Linked DNA regions of Homo sapiens: region 1 is linked to region 2. The links are chromatin contacts, found by Hi-C or POLR2A ChIA-PET in ENCODE. All regions are on one chromosome and are shown on one strand. Each heading gives the region's core, a stretch centred on a gene start or an enhancer-like site at or near the end of the contact. The rest is flanking DNA. Distances are from core to core; before and after follow the strand shown. Region 1 has its middle 78 kb from the start of RBMS3-AS3. Region 2 has its middle 220 kb from the start of RBMS3-AS3.

Region 1 (4,370 bases), core at 274-2,773, 140 kb after region 2:
TTATAACTTTTTAACATTTGAGTTCCTTCCATGAATAAACGTAGAGTGATAATGTAAAGCAGTGTAACTGAAGAGATGCTTGCCATTTCACTGCAGTTGTATTTTCATCATAAGAGCAATAGAATTAAATTTGTATCACCTGCAAAATGGCATTTTTGTGGCTATTTGTACTTCATCTACAAAATCACAAACCTAACCATGCTAAAAACAAACAAATTTGGGTTTGCTGCCTGAAACCTTTAGTTGGGTGTTTTAAAATAAAATAAAATAGCAAATATTCAAAACACTTTCACCAGTGTTATCTCATCTGATCCATTACATCCTTCTAACAAATCGTTAAATCAACAGATGTCAAATTAAACAAAATGAAGCACAACAAAATGCTTATCTATTTATTGCTGCAAAAGTACTTAAACAGGTGTCATATATTCAAGATTCTAATCGCTGTTCCAGAGAGCAAGCTTTTAGTGAAAATATTTGTAAGTGTTATGACCAAATGTAACAAAGGCATAAATAAAATCCAGGAAAATTATAAAATTCAAATTAAGAGGAAACACTAAGGAAAGTATAAAGGTATCTTAACTTTCCTGGTAATGTTCTGTTTCTGAAGCTGGATGATATCAACACAAGTATTTACATATATGCTTTATAATTTCTCATATTTGTAAAATACTTTTTAAAAATTAAAACCTCAGTGCTTTTTTTTTTTTTTTCATTTCTACAGTGGCACATAAAAAAGGATTACCACTCTAAAGCTTAATGATCACATCCAAGGGGTTCAAATGCCAATGCATTTGGCAGCAATTCAGTGCAGGGTTTGCTGAGCCAATTCTCCAGTTCTGAGTAGCCTCAATGCCTCAACCTAATCTGGCAGAGGGAACACTCCGATGATAGCAATTACTTCAATTCTCAGTTTGTTGAGTTCATATGGCCCCACAAGTAATAAAAGTTCTTAAAAGAGTTTGCTGAAAAGAATGAAAATAGACATGGTACATGACTCAACAAATCTATGCCAAACCACCTGTGTGAAAATATATACACATATTTAATTTAGCCAACTGTTCTCCTTGATTGATAGTTTGCATATATTATACTATAGACCTGATGCTCCTAACCTTCCACAGCTTCCTAAATTGAGAGTGTAAATTTCTTAATTTTCCCAAGATGTGTATGTTATTGAAACCTAAGGATAAGTGTCATGGACTTCTTGTGGTCATCTAGATCACACTGAAAGGGTACTTGTCACTTTGGGATTTAATAATTAAAACACATAGGAATATTTAGTGAATCTGACTCTTCAGGGTGGGAGGTCTGTCTTGTTTAAACAAATGAAACTTATGTTGGCAAATATTTTTATTGATGGACTTGAATAAAGATGTAGCCTCATTTTGTGAGGGAAGAGGTAGTGCATATTTAACAGATACACATTTGGACCCGATGTTGGCTTTGCATTCACTCTCAGGTACCACAGCAGAAATTTACCCTGTAGCAGCATTGCTTTGGTATGATGTTCAACATTGCTATCAGTGGTCGTTAACATTTATGGCACAATTCATTTAGGTTTTTACGAGTCCTTCATATTCCCTTTATGATCCCAAACAGGAAATGTCCATGTGGGAAATGAGTAACACTATACACCAAAATCTCTTTGATTTTCATTTTTATGTTAATAGTCACTACATTTCTAAACCCAGGATGTGTAGTTTTCTGAATCTTAAGTATTATATATATATCTTGGAGGTCTCTAAGAGTCATCTGAATGGAATTTCTCACTGCACACTGATATTGTCGTCTTTGACCCACTTTGAAAGAATATAGTTTAGGGCTAAATATTTGATATAATATGACACATAATACCATTAATTTAATTATTTTGCTTATTTAACTAATATCTGTTGCACATTTATTGAGGACCTACTATGTGCCAGGCAGTTTTCTAGGTCCTATAGTGTATTTGTTCTGCTATTCACATGGCCGATTGCTGTTATAAATTAAAAAATCTCAGAGGCTAAACAAAAATAGAAATCTATTTATTATTCATGTGAAGTCCATTTGGGGGTCAGAAGTTTTCCACTCAGGAATTAGGGTACTAGTTTCATTATATATCCCAAACTTGCAACCCCCTTGGGCCTCGGGGCAATCCCCAGGAACCTCTTCATTTCAATTAGCAAAGAATGGATGAGAGAATAGAGAATTGCAATTAAGAGGTCTTTGTGAATCTGGCCTTGAAGGGGCACACATCACTGCCTCCACATTCTGTATTCTAGGACTCAGCTATATGGTCATGCTGATTTCAAAGAAAGTGGGAAATGTGGCATAGCCATATTTCTTGGAAGAGAGGAAACAAACTTGGTGAGTATTAAGCTAATCTCTGCCAAATGTGCTATTATATTTGGTAAGACAGATGAGGTTCCTACTTGTATGGAGCAACCATTCTGGTATAGTGAGATAGACAATAAACATGAAAACAAATATATAAGTAAGAATTGCAGGTAGTGATGAGTGCTGGGAAGTAAACAACAAAGGGTGGTGGGATTTAGGAAGAACAGCAGATGGAAAGGAGCTCTTCTACCTAGCATGATGAGAGGGCAAATGTCTGTTGCGATGGAATCCCATCTGAGGCTTGAATGAAGGGAAGGAGTTGGCCATGCAAAGACTTAGAGAAAAGCTTTCCAGACAGGACAAAGGGCAGAATCTGAACAGGCTTAGTATGTTTAGATGACAGAAAGAAGGTAAGTCTGGCAAAACTTACTGAGGTTGGGATTGGGTTGGATGAGCAGAGGAGAAGCAGGGAGCACGTTATGCAGTTCTTGGAGGTCTTTACTGTAATTTCATATACAGGGATTTTTGCTAAGTTTGTGGAATGCTTTATCTCATTTAATCTTTTCAACAAATCTGGATATTATTACCCCTTCTTTTGCAGACAAGTAAATGGAGGTTTAGGGAGTTTAAATAACTTCTGCAAGATCATACAGCTGATGAAGCAGAGTCAGATTTACCCAAGTCTGTCTGACTCCAAAACTCATGCTTCTGACCGTGATACAACCATGGTTTTAACCAAGTTTTTAGTCAACACTGAAAACCTGTTTTCTCTTCCATTCATGAAACAATGCAAAAGAATGTACTCTGTCATCTTAAACTTTCTGACAACTTGAAACCACTAAGACTGTTCCAAAGCCAATGTATATTTAGCAAAGACATTTTAAATATTTTCACTTTAAAATTTCTCTATAATAAACATGCTTTGCTCTTATACAAACAATTCTAGTCACAATTATCATTGTCAAGTATGAATTCTTATCTAATGGAACTTGTTACCTCAATTCAGTCAATTCATACAAGAATACTACTCTTATGTACTTTCCTCCCCAAAAATGTATAGCAACCTCATTCCAAATTTAACTAAGGAATATCTAATGCACCTTTTGGTAACCTATTCCATTTTTACTACCATCTAGTCATTATTTTCAGAGTTTATATTTGTTCAAAGTGCCCTTACCATCATTCCTATTTCCACTTTCCTGGCATCTAACTTTCCTTAAATTTAGCTGTTTGATTTGGAACTTAAGCACAGGTTAATAAGTTAAATCATGATTAGTTTATATTTCTTTCAAAATCTAGAAAATCTGGAAATCTTCAACCAGTTAAGGATGAAAGATTGCATGGAGTCCTATTTTAACCCTATTATTTGTTTTTTCTTGCAATGCCATTTCTTTTTTTCTTTTCTTGTATAAATTACTCCTGGCATCTTTTATCAGTCTAAGGAGGACAGGTACAAGATCACTCTTGAAACTTGGGATACAAAAGTAATTCAATATGAGATGTTTATGTGGAAGAGTAGTTGGTTGCCTCATCTTTAATAAATGATATGGAATTACCAGAGAACAAGAAACTCTGCAAAGTGTTGCTATACATGGAAAATACCTAATTGGGAGCCTAGTTGGTAAAACCTTAAAATTGTTATATGATATGTACACTTCAGAATAAAAAGTCTCCCTTTTGTTCTTCCTTATTCTATTAATGCACAAAAGACTCAAGGGATTTAATTTTTTTTTTCTTTAAAGACAGAGAGGACTCTGTGGTTGTTTTTTGGAGGAAAATAAACAGATATAAACACTCTAAAATAGCTGAAAGCAAAATTTGACTAGTATTTTGTAGACGAAAAGCAAAGAGATTTAAACCAGATAATCTGTACTGATATACTACCTATCTCCTCTTTACTATTCTCCTCTTCTATGGTATTTTGTATGGTTGACATGTGCAATGAGCAGAAAATGTAGTATCAGAAGATCTAAATGTGGGTCCTGACTCTGTCATTTATTTGTTTGATGACTCTGGGCAAACCATTAGTAAATCTTGACTTGCTTTTG
Region 2 (4,167 bases), core at 1,471-3,970:
TCGTCCATAAAAACTTAAAAATTATATTTTAAGGGTCTGTTGTTATGAAGACAAATGTACTGATAATATGCAATAAAACACTTATTGTGACCTAAAAGTTCATTTTTTTCTTCTAATTAAAAAGATAAAAGTTTTTTTGTAGGTTCCTGGCAGTATTGTAGCCCCTCAACACTGCGCCTACTGTGCCTGGCAGTTATGTTGGCTCAGGACAGCAAGCCAACCAATTCATTCTCAGCTATTAGCCATGTTTAGATTACATGACCACACAATTAGACCCCATTTTAGGTAATGGAGGGCAAAGCTCTAGAGGAATGAAATGTAAGACAGGTAAGTTTTATTAGAAAAGACAAAATGGTAGAATGTGGCCTGATGAAAGAAAACTTCAATCTGGTTTCAAGGGGTGAGGATAGAGGTGGCAGGAGAAATGGATATCCCAAGAATCTGGAGAAATGTTTAAAGATGGAGTAGGTAGGAGGATGAGTAAAACAAACACAAACCAGCATCCTAATCCTAATGATGGCCAAGGTTTTCAATGGAAACATACATTTTGAAATGACTCCAGTTTTAACATCTCTTTTAGAAAAAAATGCTTCTATTTATATAAACCAAATAATTTGTGATAAAATGCCTATCCATTTTTTTTTTTTTTTTGCCTTATGTCAGGGAAGGAAAGCATACCTTTTAAGTTAACTAACTTCATAATCCTTTTAACTTGTAAATCTTTTAATTGAAGGAATGTCAAAGTCTAATGTGTCAGTGGAGACTTTCAGGCACAATGTTCATTTCAATTGTGAAAAGTTAAAAGCCATAGCCCTTATTGAACATCTTCACATCCATTCCTGCTGAAAATAATGCCCAAAGGTTAGAGATGGGTATGAGAGGAGGGAGAGTGGTAATGGCAGTGGTGGTGGTGTTTTAACTGAACTTCTAAGACATGTTTTCCAAGATGTCTTTGAGGACTGCTTTGTGAAAATTAAGCTGCTAATCATGTACATGTAAATTTATGAAAGAAAACAATTAGAATTGTCATGTCATAGAGTGAAAACTTCGTTTTTACTCTGTGCTCTATAAAAGCCCAACACCTCTTTATTGCAATGTATGCCTTTCACCTTAAAAGAAAAATAAAACTGATTTTAATCGATTTTTCTCTCAGTATAGTGGATTGTCATTAACACTGTGGTAACATTTCATGTTATTGCAATCATTTTCCATGGTCATATATGTGGGGAAAATACTTAGTATCTGCTTCTGTGGGTTATAGAAACAGACGGTTTGGATAAATTACATCTGTCTAGGCAGACTCCTACTTTTTTGTTGTGTTATGTCATTCATCAGGGAAGTAATAAAATAGAGATCAGTGGTTCTGATGTAGTAACTAATACGTCAACCACAAGCTGATTTGAATAGCATTTTCATGGTGCATACCAACACTAATAACTGTGTGGTTTCCTCATAACCTCAGCAGGTTGTATTTATATACTGACAAAAGGACCATGTAAAATCCATGCACAGCTGGTCATCAGAAGGACTATAAAACACTAGGGTTTGTCATACATGTGGTAATTATAAAGTGAGGCTGTGCAGTGTTCCCTAAACCTTGAAAACAAAGCTTCAACTTAATCCTTAAGTGAACTGTTTTGGGTTGGCTTATCACACAGAAGCCCACTCAACAATACCTCCAAGGCAGTTTGTCCTTTGAAGAGAGAGGGGAAAAAAACATAAAATTCACAATAGTCAGTGTTGTGTTATTCAGTTGGTTACATATGGAAACACAAATCTTTGGATTGTCAACACTACTTTCATAACAGAAAGAAACATTTCATTTTGAAAACGTTTCCTTCCATTTTCTTTTACTGTTTGATGCTTGTTTGTACAGTTCATAATCTAATAATCTGAATTACAGCAATACTTTCTTGCATATTGTCCATGCTGAAATAAAAGTACATTGAAAGCTTTAGTTTTATGAAGTGCATACTGCATATGGAGATTTGTTTTCTAAGTAAACACTAAGCAATTTATGCACTAGTAGCATTCAAATCTCTGATGCTGTTTTGGGATAATTCTCAAGGATTTATGACTTTCATGAATTTCTCTCTAACCAACCTAGATGTACTTCAGAATTTTATCATTGTTTTTGACCAAATACCTTGAGTTTGAAGGCTGCTGTGGAAAGTACTCCATATACAAAGATTGGATAAAATCTGAGGCTTTTCAGAATGCTAAAGAAGATTTCAATTCTGCTGCCCTCCCAAAATTAAAAAACAAATCTTCAAAGCTCTGTGTTATTTTTACATTTTGTTTATGAAAATAAAATAAAATGTTGGACCACTTTTGATAATATTTAAGTTGACCAAATCACATTTGTTTTCACCAAATGAAGAAATTCTTCATTTACTGTATCACTTTAGTTTTCCTTCTCATGACTCCTTTGCCAAGAAAACAGATTTTGCAATCAGATGCCTACTAGCTGGGTGTTCATGAGCTGTGATGGATTACTTTTAATAGGTGCTATTTTCCTACTTCATTAACTGCTCTTTTTCTGATGGTGTTTTTTGGGTCAAGTTAGAAAAGAAACAAAGGTTTAACCATTTACCCAAATAGGCAATGACGCTAAGTGTATTTTTTTAAAGTTGATTATGTACACACAAGGATGTGTTTATTTTGGGAGTATGTGTGAGTAAGAGCTTGAGTGTGTGTGAATGTGTTGTTTTTTTCAACTTAAAACTCTTTGCCTGGCCAACTGCCATCTCCATGCCAGTCTCCATGGCAACTTCCTTAAGGATAAAGTAACAGAAATGTGAGGAGGCTGCCTGCCCACAAACAAAGCTGCCACAGCCCTGCCAGAGGCCTGACTAGACAGAATCCCGGAACACTCCACATTCCATGAGAGTTCTGCAGGTTACTGCAGCTAGCTCCATTTAAAGGTGCAGTGCCTCTAGTCCTGGGAGGAAAGTTTAAAAATGTCTTCTGACTAGTCTTTCCATATATTAGAATGTAGATATGCAACCCACATGTCTTGACATTATTTTTCCCTTCCCATCTACATTGAATAAACATTTTATATCTAGCATTTATTTTTTAGTGATATTTGGAAATTTGCTTGACAGAGACCTTTGCCTAATATTGTGTGTTGTATGTACATCACATCAGGATGTGATGTATGTACCTTTAAAATACTTGTATAAAATATAAAATATTGAAAAAGTGAGACTAAATATCTTGATCCATTCTGCTTTCTTAAAAAAAGTGTCTGCTTTCTAATCTTAATGGATTTATGCATGTTTTTCCAAGAAATCAATAAAATTATTAAAATTCATAGTATATTAACATATATAATATATATTATATATAACAGTAATTTTCAAATGGTAGCAATCTTCCATAGGACACTTGGCAATATCTCAGTGGATATTGGTTGTCACAACTGGGGCCATGATACTGGTATCCAGTGGTTAGAGTCCTGGGGGAGCTTTTAAATATCCTACAATCAATAGAATAGCTCCCATAGCAAAGGATTACTGGCCTGAAATGTCAATAATACGAAGGTTGGGAAACCCTAGTATACATACATAGATGTTATATATGTATGTATGTATGTGTGTATGTACATACCAATTTAAAAATAAAGATTATAAGGTGTAGAGAGCTTAAATAGGAATAAACTATGCTAAGGCAACTTTCTAAGTTGTTTTTGCTCTGTCTCCTCAAACTGGGTACCAGAACTCTGATGACAACTGTCAATCTAGAGTCCACTGTCCAGGATTATCTATACAATGTATTTAGTATCTCTATAGCAATTGTTTTTTAAGACCACAAAAGAATACCTAAGAAGACCAGGCCTAGGCTAGGGAGTAAGAACTATGTGTAGTTTACTCTGTCTCTAAGAGTGTTTTCTATGCAATGAACTATACATCATATACAAGCTGTTTTTTACCTTAACTATTAATTCTTTCCCATTAGGAATTAGTAAAATGCTTCATAATTATGGCTAAGGGAAATATTTATGATCTTCAGCATACAGATTGCTCATTTCATCTCCAAAGTTTTGCTAATACTATTCAGGCTGTTTATGTTGTTGTTACCCCATAATATTCAACACAGTGTTTATATCAGTTATGTTAACCAGTTATGGAAAATCCTGAGTTTCTGGTTACCCAAATGAAAAGT

What was found. Hi-C counts contacts between places; a loop is a spot of excess contacts on that map. ChIA-PET counts read pairs that join two places held with the same protein, here RNA polymerase II (POLR2A).
Region 1: a map of PC-3 shows a loop between it and region 2 (3-fold over the local background). The contact joins two enhancer-like sites. A Hi-C loop is called at or near these places in 1 of 168 maps with a recorded cell type or tissue (PC-3). POLR2A ChIA-PET finds 5 or more read pairs at or near these places in 2 of 52 experiments (HCT116 and MCF 10A).

Annotation. Positions count from the first base shown.
Region 1 is chr3:29,200,953-29,205,322 of GRCh38, forward strand. No RefSeq gene overlaps it. Among named protein-coding and RNA genes, the nearest start is that of RBMS3-AS3, 78 kb to the right of the region's middle. Within about 2 kb of position 1,524, at least 2 of the 41 ENCODE cell types and tissues checked have a DNase peak (open chromatin) inside an H3K27ac peak, as active enhancers do.
Region 2 is chr3:29,062,816-29,066,982 of GRCh38, forward strand. No RefSeq gene overlaps it. Among named protein-coding and RNA genes, the nearest start is that of RBMS3-AS3, 220 kb to the right of the region's middle. Within about 2 kb of position 2,721, at least 7 of the 41 ENCODE cell types and tissues checked have a DNase peak (open chromatin) inside an H3K27ac peak, as active enhancers do.